3 separate regions of the Homo sapiens genome follow, and all the other regions are linked to region 2. Evidence: read pairs that join two places in POLR2A ChIA-PET (ENCODE). Cell type or tissue: OCI-LY7. All regions are shown on one strand. Links, peaks and the distances in the headings refer to the core of each region. The heading gives the core; the rest is flanking DNA.

Region 1 (6,070 bases), core at 754-5,753, 260 kb before region 2:
TCTTGTTGTTTGAATGTTAGGTTAGATAATTATGTGAAAGGCATGTAGAAGTGTATGTTTGGTACAAATGGTGGGCACTCAAATGTTCATTGCAGTCAGCATCATTATTCCCATTGTGTAAGGAGGTTGAGGGAATTCCTGTATGAAGTTTTCTTCATGAAGTAGAAAACAGATGCTATTTGCTTATAAATCTGTCTCCACTGTCCAGTATTAGACTGAGCTCCTTGAAGGCAGGGCCCATATGTTTTCATTTTTATGTCATCAGCAGAGTTCCTGGCACAAAGTAGAATATAACAGAAAAATGCTAGAGTCAGACCTGGGTTTGATTCCCAACTCTACTGCTTACTTGAGTGTATGATCTGGGATAAGTTGCTTAATCGTACTTCCTCTGTTTCCTCATCAGTAAAATAGAGATAATAATAACACTTCCTTTTTAGGGTTTAGTGAGGGTGAAGATTGCTCAGTACATTGTCAGTACTATGAAGCCACTTGGGAGACTTCTGGCTTTGGTTCATTGTGTTACTTTTATGAATGACATTCTTCTCCTTGGTCTTCTTACCTCTGTAGGAATTTGCAATATATACTATCTCCTACCCCTGACACCCCAACCAAACACCACACATTTTGAAACTATTTTCAGTGTTTGCCTTTCCAACTACTTCATTCCCAGATGAGGTTTTTTTTTTTCATATCTAAATGATAGAAACTAAGTGGGAGGAAGGTCTTTGAACTGTATCATACCCTCATCAATATTCTGTATTGTAAGCAATTATGACTTTGTTAAATTTTTTGCTGCCTTTTCTGATATACATAGTAGAGCTATAAATGGCCTCTAAGCATGACTTTAACTTATCCCACAGGTTTTCATATATAGCATCTTAATTTTCTGTTTTAATATTTTCTAATTTCCAATGTGACTTCATGGATTTATGGGCTATTTCAATAGAGGATTGTTTACAATTTTCTAACATGATAGTTTTCTATTTATCTTTTTGTTATGTATTTCTACCTTATTTGCGTGTTATTGCTGAATATTCCCTGGTTTCAGTCTTTTGTAATTTGTTGAGACTTGCCTTAATTGTAAATTTTTACAAATGTTTTTATTTGTGCCCTAAAAGAAAATGCATTCTGGAGTTTTTGGTTCCATTATTCTATGTCTATACTCTTTAGGTCGTTTGTTAATTATGTTCGTATCTTTTATATCTTTACTTGTTCTGTTTTCGTGTATTTTGCTTATTCAGACTGCTACTGAAATCTGTATTAAAAATTTATGGCATAATTGTAGATGACATTTTTGCCTTATAAATTTTTTTAATTTTAATTTATTTGTAATTCACAAATAATAATTGCATGTATTTATGGGGTACAGTGTGATGTTTTGATACATGTTCACATTGTGAAACAAATCAAGGTAATTAATATATCCATCACCTTGGCCAGGCAAGGTGGCTTACGCCTGTAATCCCAGCACTTTGGGAGGCTGAGGCAGGCAGATTACATGAGGTCAAGAGCTGGAGACCAGCCTGGCCAATGTGGTGAAACCCCTTCTGTACTAAAAATACAGAAATTAGCTGGGCATGGTGGTATACATCTGTAATCCCAGCTATTCAGGAGGCTGAGGCAAAAGGAACACTCAAACCCAGGAGGCAGAGGTTGCAGTGAGCCGAGATTGCGCCGCTGCACTCCAGCGTAGGTGACAGAGCAAGTCTCTCTCTCTCTCTCTCTCTCTCTCTCTCTCTCAATCTCTCTCTCCCCCCTCCCTCTCCCTCTCTCTCCTCCTCTCCCTCTCCCTCTCCCATCTATAAGCTATATCAGCTTTCTTTTGGTTGTGTTTGCATGGTCTATATTTTTCCATTCTTTGATTATTTAATATTTTCCCCTCTGTTAGCTTTATAGTTATACACTTTTTTACTATGCTTTTCTTAAATCAGAAATTACAAAACACATTCTTCACCTATCAAGTCTGCTACTACAGCTTCATGGACAGTGCAAGGAACTGAGAGCACTCTAATAGCTTCATTTACCCTTCTCCAGACTTACATTCTGTAGTTGTATTTTAATTACTGTATTTTAAACTTCATGGGATATTAATGTTACTATTTTATATAGTAAGCATTCATGTAGATTTACCCACACATTTCCCATTTTCCTTGGTTTTTCTTCTTTCTTGTTCCTGAAAGCTTCCATCTGGAGTCATTTTTCTTCTCCCAGTGGATTTTATTCATTGTAGGACTGCTAAGGAATTATTTCCTTCAGTTTTCTTTATTTGAAAATTATTTTTTCCCTTTTTTGAGGACTGTTTTTGCTAGGTATAGAATTTTAGCTCTTGGAGATATCACTCAATTGTCTTCTGGCTTCCAGAATTTATGTTGAGAAGCCAGCTGTCAGTTTAATTGCTTCTGCCAAAGTAATCTAATCACTCTGGTTTTTTTTCCTGGCTACTTTAAAACTTTTCTCTTGATACTCCACCTCACCCCCTGCCACATGTACCCTGGTGTGCATAGGTATGGGGGGATTGTTTGTTTTGGGGTGGGTTTTTTGTTTGTTTGTTTGTTTTTTTATCTTGCTGGGAGTTTTTAAACCTCCTTGATCTGTGACTTTAGATCTTTTGTCACTTTTGGAAAATGCTTAGCTATCATCTTGCTTCTGTGTACTTGCTCTTCTCAGGCTCTGGTTTTTCAGATGTCACATTCTCTCACTGAATCTCCTGTGGCTCTTACCCCTTCTCTCCCACCTTCACCTTTTTTCCTCTCCATGCTTCATTCTGGATATTTTTCAGACTAGTCTTTACTTTTCAAATTCTCTTCTTAGCTCTGTCAAATCTTTAATTAAGCCCACTTGTTGGCTTTTTAATTTCCATAATTGTATATTTTAGTTCTAGATTTTTCATTTAATTATTTTTCTTTCTTTGCTGATATTGTTAGTCTTGTATTTTTCTCTATATATATGATAGATCACTAACTGGACCAATTCTGACCAGTGAGCTATATGACCTGTGAGCTAAGAATGATTTTTACATTTTTAAGGAGTTGTTAAAAAGATGTAAAAAAAAAAAAAAAAAAAAAAAAAAGCATACAACAGAAACTGTATGTGGCCTGTGAAACCTAAAATATATATTCTTTGGCTCTTAACGAAGATGTTTGCCAACCCCTGGTATATATTAAAGACAGTTATTTTAGAGACTGTGTCTGGTAACCCTATTATTTGAAACTTCTTTGTTAGTTTCTGGAGTTTATTCCATACTTTTTATCAGTGCCATCCTGTCTCGTCATATGTGCCTGGTTTTATTGGGCTGAGCAATGGATGTTGTATATGTGAAAAAAAATTTTTTTAATTGAGACCTAGGATGACTTTCTTCCTATAGTGAGGATTTGTGTTTGCTTCCAACAGTTGATTGGAAATGCTAGTAATCCTGTATAACCTTATTTTAGCATCAGGCATTGAGGTCATTCTAAAATTAGCATCAGTTTACTTTTGGGTGACATTTACTCTAGAGTCTAATTTACTCTCCAGGGTCCCAGTGCAAAGATGGCCCTTCCATCCTAGGCCTTGGAATTTAACTTTTGTCCCTTTAGCCAGTGGCTGTCACAGGTACTTCTTGGCCTTTTAGCCTTTTCTTTAGGAATCAGAAAATATTCTTAGGAGAAAAAGTAACGTCAGAGGCCAGATACTGTGTGTGTGTGTATGTATGTATGTACTTCAGGTTTTCTGTTTGTCTTAGTACTAGGATTCGTCTGAATTATCTAACATACCATTATCAGCAGGGGAAGTTCGTGATGTACTTTATGTGTAATTTTTATAATTACATTAACTCCTCTTGAGATAACATAATTCAGACTCAGTCATTCCCTCAGAATACATTTAATATACACTATGTGTGTGTTTCTTTAATGTTTTTCATTAGTAAAGCAATGAGGAACCCTATTTTAAAAATTAAATTGATTTTGATAGCCCTGAATAGCAAGTTGCAGAGAAATCATTTGGAAAATAAATTAGCATACTTCTTATGCAAAACTTTTACTACTCTGGAATGCAGTGGTTTGTTTATTGTCTTAATTTCTGTAGCTTGTATTTTGTGAGATGTCTCTTTTACGGCATGAAATATATTGTACAGCCTGCATACCTGGTAAGAATGCGACCATATTAAAGATGAGGTGGTGGAGTCATTTACTTTTTGTGTTTCTTGTATACCTGTGCCTAGTACAGACATTCATTAAATCATGTTGATTACTAAGAAATCTCTCAGGGGCCAACTAGAAGCTAATTCAATATTAAGTGTAAAGATGCTCACAGAATTTTTGGAATATTTAATGTAATCAACTTGTTACTGGTCTTAAGTCTTGCTGCCAGTAGCTGAACTTGATTCCAAGATATTGCTGTTTTATTCTTGTATCAGTCACCATTTTTTATTAGGAGGGAGGGAGGGAGAGTGAGTGTGTGTGTGAGAGAGAGAGAGAGTGTGTGTGTGTGTGTGTGTGTGTGTGTGTGTGTGTGTGTGTGTGTGTGTGTAGGGTAACATTCCTACCCTTAAATGGACAGGTCTGATATTTTTATTTGGGAGGATAGAAGGGCCAAGTTTTTCCTCTGAAATATCATTAGTAATGGCTTTTGAAAACTGTTCAGTGAGCTTACCATTGTAGGATTGTCTAATAGTTTCAGAGAGTACCATATGGTTCTTATTTCAAAAGATCTTTTTGCTGAAAGTAGAGAACTTGGGTTAAAAAAGAGATTGCACAGTAATGTACATAAAAATTTGTTGAACATGTCGAAACCGCTTAAAAAGGTAAAGCTTGACATTTAGAATAACTTAAATTATTTTTTTTTTCAGCTTCCAGCTGATCTTACCAAGATGCATCTCACAGAAAACCCTCATCCACAGGTGACTCATGTGTCTTCTAGTCAGTCTGGTTGTAGCATTGCCAGTGACTCTGGAAGCAGCAGTTTATCTGATATCTATCAGGTAATACCTTAGGAATTTGTATGCTGCGTATATGGTTTTTTTATTTGCCAGATATTCTGTGATTGTGCCTTAGATGGTTAACATATCTTTTAGAGTATGAAATTCAAGCGTAAGGTCTTTAGAAAAATAAGCTTTATATACTGTGTCAAATTTGTAAGCATGATTAAAGACGTGATCTGTCTTTTGAGAATGATTAAGTATGGTTCAGCAGAGTATGAATCTAGTGTTCTCTTTCATTTATCCAGGTGAATCCATATTAATATCTAATGCTTGTTTTGGTTAAAAAATTAGTTCTTGGAATAACTGAACTTAAACTTATAAAAAGGCTGATTTTTGTTATAATTGACTGTATATGTCTTCTGTAGTTAGAAGTCATGAAGAAAATTAGAGCTGCTTTTCTACCATAAAGCCTCTGTTGTAGTCTAGCGTGAATTAAATAGCAAATTAGTGAGAATATTGATGGACTTTTCCATTTTCTAAAACCCAAGAGGAACAATTTCAAACCTACTGAGCTTTTCAGTGATCATTGTAATATTGGGGAGAAGGTTCTAGGAAGACCCATAAACTGAGAGAATCCTCACATGATCCTGCTGAGATTGAACCCAAGTTAGGTTCAAGCCAGGGTAATAAGTATTTCAGGATCCAGATAGTGGAACTTCTATGATGTCTTCTTTAATGCAAGTTGTAAGGAGCAGTTCCCTGGGTGTGGAGCCCAGTGGTTGATTTTGTCAGAGATCATGAGTATAGAACATAAAACAGTTTAAATAAAATAACAAGAGGATGCATGATATTGAGGGTTGGTTTGTTAAGGAATTCAAATATATTACCTATTTCAGAACTGTCAAATAGAAATTTAATGTGAGCCACGTATTTAATTTTAAATTTTCTAGTAGCCACATTAAAAAATATAAAAGGAAACAGGTAAAATTCATTTTAGTAATATATTTTATTTAGTGCAGTATAACCAAATACTATAATTACAACATGTATTTAATGTTTTAACATTATGCATGAGTTACCTTACATTACTTTTGCATATTAAGTCATCAAAAAACAGAGTTTAATTTAAAGTTACAGCACATCTCAATTTGGACTAGCCATGTTTTAAGT
Region 2 (6,070 bases), core at 470-5,469:
TTTGGGAGGCCGAGGCGGGCAGATCACTTGAGACCAGGAGTTCGAGACCAGCCTGGCCAACACAGAGAAACCCCGTCTCTTTTTGAAAATACAAAAAATAGGGCATAGTGGCGCATGTCTGTAATCCCAGCTACATGGGAGGCTGAGGCATGAGAATAGCTCGAGCCCCAAAGGCGGAGGTTGCAGTAAGCCGAGATCACACCGCTGCACTCTAGCCTGGGTGACAGAGCGAGACTTCGTCTCGAAAAAAAAAAAAAAAAGAAAAAAAAAAGCTAATAGCCGGTAAGTCCAAAATCTGAAACTTCTATTTGAATGTAAACATTATCTTTAACAATGTATTAAGTATTATAAGCATTAACAGTCAAAACAGCCCACTTAAATACAAAAAAGCTAACTATAAAAAAATTAATATCTACATTATTTCATAATAATCAAGACAGACTTTGGATCACATTAGTCTGGATTCCTGAAATAAATAAAATATTACTGCTTTTTAAACATATATAAATAGATTAAAATAGGCAACGCAACCTTATGTTCAGAATAAATGCAAAACTACAAATCTCATCCTTTTAAATTAGTAGTTTTATCACAGTTGCAATACTAAAAGATAAGTCCACATATGGAACCACAAATTATTACTAATAATCCTTCCCTTTTTAGCACTATCAAGTTTATATGCATTTATTTGTAAGTGGTGAACACAAGGACAAAATAAAATTCCTGAAATGAAGCTTTATTTTAAAACATTTCTTATAGAAAAGGAATCTACTGTTTATCTCTGGGGATTTTTAAAAACAGAAAATGTTATTACAAAGATTATTTACAGAAAACAGGACCAGAAGTACATTACCCTTCAATACACTGTACCAAAGTCTCCTAATAGGGACCAGGGAGATAATAAAAACACTAGCTTATTAAATGTCTTCCTCCCTTCATTTTAAAATGTAGACAGATTCTATTAAACTGACAATATAAAAGCTTAACCCAATAATTTTAGCTGTACAAAGTTACTTATTAACCTTTAAAGGCTGTTATGAATTTACACTTCCTGCAGTTCACCTGCCATCTTTCCCAACTGAAATAGCCACTAGGGGTTTAAGACAGTCACCACTTGCGACATCAATAATAAGGAAATAACTTTGCATTCAAGTTTAAGAAAAGGATAATTGCGGATTTTGCCTGTGCCCATAAACAGGTGCTTAATGAATATCTGTTGAGTAAATGGTGACATTTTATTATATTAGTGCAACATTAGCTTTTCCCCCCCTAAATTTAGAGTTCTCCCTTGCTCAAAAAGCAGCAAGACCATACCACAGTCCCTTCTCAAAAACACATAAACTCCTTTATTCATAATGAAACAGAAAGCTGGGTTTCAAAATACAATCCCACTCCCTCTTTATCTTCTCCATTATTTTTAAAGATTAGAAATAAGGCCTGTTTTTAAGAAACAGAAAATGTATACCAACTTCTCTCAAACCAAAAGAGAAAATCCAAATTTGATATATATTTTCTATGTTCATAATATTGAGAGTAAGAACGGACTGTTCATCAACAGTATGTTATGTGGGACAAAAACTAAAAAACGTATATCAAAAATACATACTGTTTGCCGACATTCTTTCCTTAATCATAATCAAGGAGTATGTGCCTAAATTTTACTAGATGTGAGATAAGCTTTGTCTGATATTTCAAGATTCATTCATTCAACAAATACTTTACTGAGCACGTACTATAAGCCAGGCCCTTCAACGAAACATTTAGATTTTGTAAACTGCACATCACCCCCCAAAATTCCCCTAAAAAAGCTTATCATTTAAAATAATTGCAAGCTAAAGAGGAATCCCCAATGTTGTTTCTTACACATAGTGAAGTCAGCGGATCGGGGCGCTTTTTCAGCTGTTAATGCGGCATCAAGGAGCCGCTACCTACCACACCCGTTGCCTAAAATCGCAACTTAAAGCTGCAAGCACTGGGTAAAACAACCTGTAAGAGTAGCTCAGCTCCCGCGACGAGGTAGCCAAGGGCTTTCAAGCCCGGGGCCCGGGGCGAACCGCGGCAGGACCCGCGGACTGAACGCGTCGGGCGCCTCAGGCGAAGAGTCGGAGCTCCGGAGCCAGGTGTCTTTGCTCCCCGAAACCCTCACCTAGAGACCCCGGGCCCTCCCCGCCCGCCCCTCGCACCACCCTCCCGACTTCCAGACGTGAAAAGTTGGGGGGAGGGGGGGGGTCTGCCTTTCCATTTTACATCAGGCGGTCAGTTGGCTGCCTCAGCTGTCCGCCTGCCGTGAATTCTGAACTGAGCGTGTAACCATTCCTCAGAGGAAACAGAAGAAAAACCAAAGGCAGGGTCCTAGGGCATGAGGACCTCGCCCAAACCTGAAATGGAAGACGCAGGCTCAGCCCACAGCCCGCAGCGCGCGGCTGGCAAGGCCGGGCCGCGCTCACCCCAGAGCCCTCAGGGACGAGGGTTCGGGGCTTCGGGACCCCGCCCAAGGGACCGAGAGGGCGAGGCGTGGCGGCCGACGCGCGACTGGGGCTGGCATTGCACTCACCGTCGCCTTTGTCTCAGCCGCCCGCTCCGGCCGCAGCCCCTCTCAGCGCCGGCTCCGCGGCTCCTGCCGCCCCAACGCCTGCAGCTGCGCTCCCCAGCGCGCTCGCAGCTTCCTGGCTCCCCCTCCCCGCCCAGGCTCGCGCGCGGGTTGGGCGGAGCGAGAGGCGGCGCGCGCCCCTAGAGCGGCCGGAGGGGCGGGCGCCGTTGCGCAGCTGCAGCGACCGCAGTGCTGGCCCCGCCCCCCGCCAGGCCCCGCCCCCGCCGTACCTCCGGCATGGGCGAATCGGCCGGCAGGCGATGGGACCCCCGGGATTCGAGCCGCGCGGGTTAGGAATTGGCCTCTGTAGCTAACGGACGCCTGAGATCCGGGACTGCAGCACTCGCGGGAAAGGACGCTCCGAAAGATGGCGACCAAACCTGGGCGGGAGCGTGGGGGAGCCCCTTCCCACCCCGGCCCGGGCCGCGGACATCCGTGCGGAGGAGCGACGTCTGCGCACGTTGTGGGGCGGTGGACGCGCACAGGCGAGGGTGGGTGGGTGGGTGCTGAGCGGTTGTGGGATGAGGGGTCTCTCAGTAGCGGTTGAGAGCCCATCCTCTGACCACTGCTTTTTCATGTAAAAGTCAGAATCGTTCAATCAGTCATTAACTGGTTTAAGGCTGGCTAAACCACCTGGTTTGAAATGCGTGAAAATTACACATGTACTAGACTTCTGTGATTCCTTTGGGTGTGTATTTTACATATCTCAGAAATCAGAAACATGAGTGCCCTATCTAGCAGCCAGCAGTCCACCAAAATGCCTACAAAACTTTATCGTAAGTTCAAAAGGATAGCGTAATGCCACTGAAGTAAGCTCTCGAACCTGTAAGTAATGTATGGTCTTCCCCATTCTAGGTTGATGGCGAGGATTTCTAGTTACTCAGGCCAAAAACTTTATATCATCCATAACTCCTCTCATACTCTCATTTTCACTTTCAATCTGTCAAGAAAGCTTGTTGGTTGTACCTTCAAAATAGAACAGAGTGGGCAACATAGCGAGACCCTGTCTCTACAAAAAAAAAAAAAAAAAATTACCCTGGTGTGTTGGCGTGTACCTATAGTTCCAGGTACTCTGGAGGCTGAGGCCAGGAGTTACGTTACAGTGAGCCATCATCAGGCCACTGCACTCCAGCTTGGGCTGGACAGAGTGACACGTGTTCCAAAAAAAAAAAAAATTCTCCATCTTTCCTACCTTACTATTTTTCCTTTCATCCCATGACACTTCCCACCTTGTAACAATCTTTATAATTCAGAGTCAGCCCTCCGCATCCATGGCTTCTGCGTTTCTGGATTCAACCAACCACAGATGGAAAATATTTGGGAAAAAAAACACAACAATTTAAAAATACAAATAAAAACCAATACAATATAACAGCTATTTACATAGCACTTACATTGTATTATAAGTAATCTATAGATAATTTATACAGGAGGATATATGTGGGTTATGTGCAAATACTATATCATTTTATATTAGAGACCTGAGAGGATTTTGGTACTGGTCGTGGTCCTAGAGCCAATCCCCCTCGGATACTGAGGTATGCCTGTATTTATCTGATATGTTTAGCTTTTAGTGTCTGCCTTCCCTAGTAGAAGCTGGGATTTTTGTCTGTTTTGTTCAACTGATGTATCCCAAGTCCCTAGAATAAATGAAAAATTTAAAAATTCCCTGAGATTAAAAAAAACTAAAGCAACAAAAAATGACCAATTTTTTTTATTTTAAATTTTCTCTTGGTTTCTGTTTCAGTTAACCATAAGATCTTTATCTACATCATACCATAAGCATTTTGATTTTCCAGTTACTGTGAGTACAGTGATGACCATTTACTTGACTTTTAATGCAGTTTTTTGACCAATGATACGCTACAATCCTATTTCACTGAATGAGAATAACATGATAGAGTAGAGGAAGGTTACATAAAGACTATTAATTCTAAAAATTTCCTAGAACAAAAAAAAAAAACCAGAAAATTCCCGAACTTGATATATGTGCTTGTAAGCCTCCCTTTGAATTACAAATGTAGTAACCTTGTGTGAATGCCTTAAGTAGTAAATTTTCTATCATTTACCTATAAAGGGTAGTATTCATTATGTAAACATTTATTTTCAGATTTTTCATATTTTGTAACAAAACATTACGTGATTGAATACCATGATCTAATTTCAGTTGCTATAGCTATTCATGCACCCTTCTCATCAGTTAAAAAAAAAAAAAAAGTCAATTAAGGACACAATGCCATTCAGTTGAATGACACTTTTTTTTTTTTTTTTTGAGACAGGGTCTCACTTTGTCACCCAGGCTGGAGTGCAGTGGCCTAATCTGTGCTATCTCGGCTCTCTGCAACCTCTGTCTTCCGGGCTCAAGTGATCCTCCCACCTCAGCCTCCCAAGGAGCTAGGACTACAAACGCACACTACTACACCTAGCTAATTTTTGTGTTTTTGGTAGACAGGGTCTCACTATGTTGCCCAGGCTGGTCTGAAACTCCCAGGCTCACACAATCCGCCCTCCTCGCCTCACAAAGTGCTGGGATTACAGGTGTAAGCCACGGTGTCTGGTCTGGATGATACTTTTTGTAGAGTATGTGTGCATAATTATTTGCTCAATGTTATATTCATAGCAGTCTCTTTACACATTTAATTTATCCTTTATGATTTAAAACAATTTAAAGCTACAGATTACATGTTACAATTTGATTTTTTATAAAATTAAATAGACTTTTGTTTATAAAAAAATTGACAATGTGTTTCATCAATGTTAATCTGTAGTTTGTAATTACAATAATACCAAATAAAATTTTTCTAGAGTCATTATGATGTATCTGTGCACTGTCCTTAAAATTGTTACCAAGTAAAATCTTATTCCAAAAGAAGGACAAGGGTAAAAAATAGACACTCTTCATAATTTATTCACATAATATACAGTGAAAATACCGATAAAAGTAAATGCAACTATTATAGTCCAGAAGAAACTGTTTTGCATTCCTATTAGTCCATAACAAGTGGAAACATTACACCAAAAACAACAGGAAGGAACATGTTGTTCTAACCAACTGCTAAATAGCCTTGAGCTCATATAACAGCCACATTGGCCTGATTCTGCAATCTTTTACTTAAATAAATTTTCCTTAAAATTTTTAAAGCAAATGGATTTTCCCTAAAAGTATACTATTAATTTTTGTTTTTGTTTTGTTTTTGAGATGGAGTCTTGCTCTTGTTTTCCAGGCTGGAGTGCAATAGCACTATCTTGGCTCACTGCAACCTCTGCCTCCCAGGTTCAAATGATTCTCCTGCCTCAGCTTCCCAAGTAGGTGGGATTACAGGCACCTGCCACCACGCCCGGCTAATTTTTCTATTTTTAGTTGACACAGGGTTTTGCCATGTTGGCCAGGCTGGTCTCGAACTCCTGACCTCAGGGGATCCGCCTGCCTCGGCCTCCCAAAGTACTGAGATTACAGGTGTGAGCCACTGCACTCGGCCT
Region 3 (6,070 bases), core at 709-5,708, 220 kb before region 2:
CTTAAAAGTCAGTATGAGCCAGAACCAACAGAAACAGAAGCACAGTTGCTCCAGAATATCAGACACAGATTTTAAGTTTGCTATCTTTTATGTCCATGAAGATAAAAATCAAATTAAGTGTTCCATTTCCAGATAAGATGGAGTAAACACACACCACCCTTCATCTCTCACTGAACTTAATAGTAAACCTGGACAGAATCATGACCCACTTAGCTGAGAACTCTGAAAAGCAAATAGCAACAGGCAATTCGCAGAAGAATACCATAATTCAAAGTACCACTACCAGCAATGAATTCACTATTATTTTAATTCTAGTATGCCCTAGGTTGGACTCAAGGCAACCTAAAACCTGGATGTGAGTACTGTGGTACAGACAGAGATCCAGGAGAAGCCTGGCTTGAGGAATGAGAAAAGGGAACTCCTACTAATAGCAGTTGTCCTGTGGAGAAAAGTGACACTGCTTTTAGGCTTCATTGAATTCTAGTTTTCATGCAAGTGCTCACAGCCATCTAAAGTTCTCTCTCTCCTCGAAGAGTCCCTCTACCTGACCCACACCTCATGTTTAGATTTAGCAAATGCACCCAGAGAAGAAAACAGCTGGCAGTCTCAGTTTACTCTCTTCCTATCCTGGAATTTTAACTTATTCCTCTTGGCTTCCACAGCTTTCTAAAATCTTTAAAAATCCCACTTCTAGCCAAGCATGGTGGCTCATGCCTGTAATCCTAGCAATTTAGGAGGCTGAGGCGGGAGGATCACTTGAGGCTAGGAGTTCCAAGACCAGCCTGGGCAACATAGTGAGACCTGGTCTCTACAAAACACTAAAATTTAGCTGGGCATGGTAGCATGCACCTGTAGTCCCAGCTACTTGGGAGGCTGAAGCAGGAAGATCACTTGAACCCAGGAGTTCAAGACTATAATGAGCTGTGATTGTGTCCCTGCACTCCATCCTGGGCAACGAGCAAGACTCTGTCTCTAAACCCAAAAATCCCATTTTTCAGATAACTTGTCTTTTTAAGTTTTAATAAAAGTAGTAAGTGCATATATTTTGAAAACTAAAATACTAAAAATAGATATACAATGGAACCATACTGTGTACAATATTCTGTGCTTTTTCACATCAGTTCATACAGACCTACTTGTTATATAATTTTTATTATTACATAGAATTCTATTATTACCATAATCTGTTGAGTTAATGTCATATTGATAGATATTTTAGATTGTTTATAGTTTTTGCTATTAACAGAGATATAATAAAAATTCTTTGTACTTTTATGCTCATATAGATCCACCTATATGATACATTTCTCAAAGTGGAATTACTTTTGACAGACACTGCAGGGTTTTACTTTCTGAAAGTTTATCACGATCTATGCTTCATTCATCAGTGTATAAGAATGTCTTGGCCAGGCACAGTGGCTCACGCCTGTAATCCCAGCGCTTTGGGAGGCCCAGGCAGGCAGATCATGAGGTCAAGAGATTGAGACCATCCTAGCTAACTCTGTCTCTACTAAAAATACAAAAATTAGCTGGGTGTGGTGGCATGCACCTGTAGTCCCAGCTACTCGGGAGGCTGAGGCAGGAGAATCACTTGAACCTTGGGGGCGGAGGTTGCAGTGAGCCAAGATCGCACCACTGCACTCCAGCCTGGCAACAGAGCAAGACTCTGTCTCAAAAAAAAAAAAAAAAAAAAAAAGCCTCTGCAGTGGGTATAATCAGTCTTTTAAATTTTGATATACATTATTTAATAACAAGTAAGGTTGAGCACCTTTTTTGTGTGTTTTGGCATTTCTTTTCTATAAAGTCTTTTTTTTTTTTTTTTTGAGATGGAGTCTCGCTCTGTTGCCCAGGCTGGAGTGCAGTAGCACGATCTCCACTCGCTGCAAGCTCCGCCTCCTGGGTTCATGCCATTCTCCTGCCTCAGCTTCCCGAGTAGCTGGGACTACAGGTGCCTGCCACCATGCTAATTTTTTGTATTCTTTAGTAGAGACGGGGTTTCACTGTGTTAGCCAGGATGGTCTCAATCTCCTGACCTCATGATCCACCTGCCTCGGCCTCCCAGAGTGCTGGGATTACAGGTGTGAGCCACCACGCCCGGCCTCTGTAAAGTCTTGACTTCATCTGCCCCTTTTTATATTGTTACTCATCTTTTATTGACTTGTTTGACCACTTTATAAATTAAAATAGTATCTTTCAACTCTTTTTAAAGAGTTGAAAAGTTGAAAGTATTTTCCCTAAGTGGTTTGTGTTTTGACTTTTGTTTCGTGTGTTTGTGAACGCATATATACATATGTGGGAAGAGACATTTTTAATTTTTATGTAGTCAGTTTTATTAAGCTTTTATAGATTCTTTGGCACTTTTACTTTTGATTCATGTACAATGTCTGATATTGCTGTTTAATAGCATTGTAGTTATGTGTACTCACTATCCTTTCATTTTTGTCCCTATTTTTTTTAATTTAACGCAATCATTTCTCTTCTTTAAAACAAGCTACAAGCTCCACAAATTTTTGCTTATAATTACATACTCATGTCCAGTGGAGAAATTTAACATTTTTTTTTTTTTTTTTGAGACAGAGTCTTACTCTGTTGCCCAGGTTGGAGTGCAGTGGCTCGATCTCGGCTCACTGCAACCTCCGCCTCCCAGGTTCAAGCGATTCTACTGTCTCAGCCTCTGGAGTAACTGGGATTACAGGCATGCGCCACCGTGCCCCGCTCATTTTTGTATTTTCAGTAGAGATGGAGTTTCACCATTTTGGCCAAGCTGGTCCCGAACTCCTGACCTCAGGTGATCCACCCTCCTCAGCCTCCCAAAGTGCTAGGATTACAGGCATGAGCCACCACACCCAGCCAAATTTAACAATTTTAAAAAATAATTCAGTTACCTTATATACACACTACTAAGGAAATCGCCCCTTCAAAGTTTTCCTTTTGCTCTAACAGAAAATTTCAATACTTTAGCATAGCATTAACTGGCCTCATCTCTAGCTTGTTCTCTAGTCATTTTAATTTTCTTGAACTTTCCTTCTACCACAGGGACTTTGAACTTGAGATTTTCTCTACCTAAGATTACTCATCCTTTGCCTAGTTAAAATCTTCTCATCTTTCTGATTTCTTTTTACAAGATGACTTGCTTAAGGAAGATTGCCCTTTCCTACTGTTTTAAGTAGTTCCTCTGGTTATGTTTTATGCGTCTTAGACTGACTGTAAGTTCCACAACAGTAGTAATATACAAACATCAAGTGAAGTGCCTGACCTATATTTACAGGTTGACATTTTTTGAATGAATGTCTGAATTTTAGATTTAAAAAGTATTGGCCAGTCGTGGTGGCTCACCCCTGTAATCCCATCACTTTGGGAGGGCGAGGCAGAAGGATCATTTGAGCCCAGGAGTTCAAGACTAGCCTAGGAAACATAGTGAGACCACATCTCTACAAAAATAGAAAAAATGAGCTGGGTGCAGTAGCACATGCCTGTCATCCCAGCTACCCAGGAGGCAGAAGTGGGAGGATCAGATGAGCCCATAAAGTCAAGGCTGCAGTGAGCTATGGTCTCCAGCCTGGATGACAGAGTGAGACCTGACCCTGTTTCCAAAAAATGCATATATAAATGTACATATATACATGTATACACACACACACATACACACACGTGTGTGTATATATTACCATATGGCTTAAAATCAAGTGAAATTTGTTAAATATTTTATTTTAATCATGCAGACTTTATGGAAGGTAACTTCTAAAAAGTCTCCATCATTTTGATAGCAGAAAAATGTGCTTTTCATAAACTTGCGCTGTGCTTTGGTAATGTGGTATCATCCTTCTGTTGAAACCCTCAAATCAGTCCAGATTTACAAGTGAATACCAAGTTGTAAGTATTTTAATCCATTCTTAAGGCTTTATCCATTTCTATCTTACTTGTAAGTTCTTTGATTTTGTGGGAAACTCTTACTTTCCTTTTCTGTCGTTTTCCAAAAAAATTCTCTGTGATTGGATTTTTCAGTGGGCATATTTACACAATTTACAACTTAAAAAATAAAAAAAGGTGCAGCATATACTGCTCAAAGCTGTATGTAATGATAAGCTGAGTGTTTGCTTCCACAGCTCATGCAGCTGAAGCCATTTAAGTCTATTCTAAGAATATGCAACCACTGTTTCTCTGTAATTCAGACTTCTTCAGGCACCATGACTCATCATTTCTAGATATTTAACCTTATACAGATTTATCTTTGCTTTATCCCAAGGAGATGTAGCCATCCTCACAAGGCAAAAATTTGGTGTAGGCAAATAGATTGCTAAACAGGTAATTTCCCAAATGTACCTGCACCCTCATTAAGGATGAAATAATTCACCAGACTTAGTTAGACTTGATAGAAAGATATCTGAGGCCGGGCACGGTGGCTTAACGCCTGTAATCCCAGCACTTTGGAAGGCTGAGACGGGCAGATCTCTTGAGCCTAGAAGTTCGAGGTCATTCCTGGGCAACATGTCGAAACCCCATCTCTACAAAAAAATACAAAAATTAACCCAGCATGGTGGCACACTCCTGTAATCCCAACTGCTCCAAGAGGCTGAGGTGGGAGGATCACCTGAGCTTAGGGAGGTCCAGGCTGCAGTGAGCCCTGATCACACCACTGAACTCCAGCCTGGGCAACAGAGTGAGACCCTTTCTCAAAAAAAGGAAAAAAAAAGGGCCAGGCATGGTGGCTCACGCCTGTAATCCCAGCACTTTGGGAGGCCGAGGCAGGTGGATCACCTGAAGTTGGGACTTCGAGACCAGCCTGACCAACATGGAGAAACCCCATCTCTACTAAAAATACAAAATTAGCCTGGTGTGGTGATGCATGTCTGTAATCCCAGCTACTTGGGAGGCAGGATAACCTCTTGAACCCAGGAGGTGAAGGTTGTGGTGAGCCAAGATTGCGCCATTGCACTCCAGCCTGGACAACAAGAGCGAAACTCTGTCTCAAAATTAAAAAAAAAAAAAAGCAGTATCTAAGATATGATTGGTTGTTACTTGTTTTTACTTCAGACCACTGAAGTGGATATTTTTTTAGCAGCTTTACTGAATGACATAGCCTCATAAATGTGACCGTGAGGAATCGATATATATTACCAAATTAAAATTACCAAAATTAGGCCGGGCATGGTGGCTCATGCCTGTAATCCCAGCACTTTGGGAGGCCGAGGTGGGCGAATCACCTGAGGTCAGGAGTTCGAGACCAGTCTGGCCAACATGGGGAAACCGTATTTCTACTGAAGATACAAAAATTAGCCGGGTGTGGTGATACATGCCTGTAATCCTAGCTACTCTGGAAGCCGAGGCAAGAGAATCGCTTGAACCCGGGAGATGGAGGTTGCAGTGAGCTGAGATTGTGCCACTGCACTCCAGCCTGGGCGACAGAGTGAGACTCTGTCTCAAAATCAGTCAATCAATCAATAACCAAAATTACTGCTTTTGGTAAAAGTAAAAATAAAGTCCAGCAAAGCTTTTCTCATCTAAATTTTACAATCTGAACCTGACTACAGTAGTGAGGTCTCATCTCAAGTGACATATGTAGTTATCCCTCGGTATATGCATAGGGTTGGTTACAGGACCTCCACCCCATGTACACCCAAATTTGTGCATATTCAAGACCCACAGTTGGTTCTTCAGAGCCATACGCAGGTTTTTGCATCCCAAGAATACTGTATTTTCAATCCACGTTTGGTTGAAAAAAATTCAAGTATAAATGGACCCACATAGTTCAAACTGGTGTTGTTCAAGGGTCAGCTGTATTATAAGAAATAACATAAAATAGAACCTAAGTATCTGTTTCTATAAAATTAGTTGATTAGCAGTTATGTTACTTATTACCTAAATAGGAACCTCTGTTTTTTTTCAAACTTGCCTGCAGCCTGCCCACTTCCTTTCCCTTTCCCCCCACTGACTTTCCTTTTATTAGTGTTGGGCAACATCAGAAGTATAATCAGGTATAAAAACTAAAGAAAGAAGAAGATATAGCTGCTAAAGGACGGGTAAATACTTGACAGTGTTTAGTTGAATGAGACTGAGAAAGTTCAAATAA

What was found. ChIA-PET counts read pairs that join two places held together with the same protein. Peaks named below come from ENCODE experiments on the same cell type or tissue, not always from the same donor. Only the 100,000 strongest peaks of a DNase experiment are listed, where the experiment ranks them.
Region 1: POLR2A ChIA-PET joins it to region 2 with 10 read pairs; 9 of 35 experiments call an interaction of 5 or more read pairs at or near these places.
Region 3: POLR2A ChIA-PET joins it to region 2 with 12 read pairs; 3 of 35 experiments call an interaction of 5 or more read pairs at or near these places.

Annotation. Positions count from the first base shown.
Region 1 is chr5:131,520,280-131,526,349 of GRCh38, reverse strand. RAPGEF6 (Rap guanine nucleotide exchange factor 6) reads left to right here. Exons shown (of 28, transcript NM_016340.6): 7 at 4,829-4,960. Among named protein-coding and RNA genes, the nearest start is that of RAPGEF6, 110 kb to the left of the region's middle. In OCI-LY7, for the core only: no CTCF peak of the experiment used is centred there; no DNase peak of the experiment used is centred there.
Region 2 is chr5:131,260,651-131,266,720 of GRCh38, reverse strand. CDC42SE2 (CDC42 small effector 2) reads right to left here and starts at 2,668. Exons shown (of 5, transcript NM_001375635.1): 1 at 2,555-2,668. RefSeq lists enhancers at 1,389-2,206, 3,335-3,384 and silencers at 2,405-3,054, 3,085-3,134, 3,145-3,214. In OCI-LY7, for the core only: CTCF peaks have their summits at 909 and 1,112; DNase peaks (open chromatin) are centred at 1,090, 1,980, 2,670 and 3,340; H3K4me3 peaks cover 4,093 bases; H3K27ac peaks cover 3,863 bases.
Region 3 is chr5:131,479,849-131,485,918 of GRCh38, reverse strand. All of the region lies in intron 15 of RAPGEF6 (Rap guanine nucleotide exchange factor 6), which reads left to right. Among named protein-coding and RNA genes, the nearest start is that of RAPGEF6, 150 kb to the left of the region's middle. In OCI-LY7, for the core only: no CTCF peak of the experiment used is centred there; no DNase peak of the experiment used is centred there.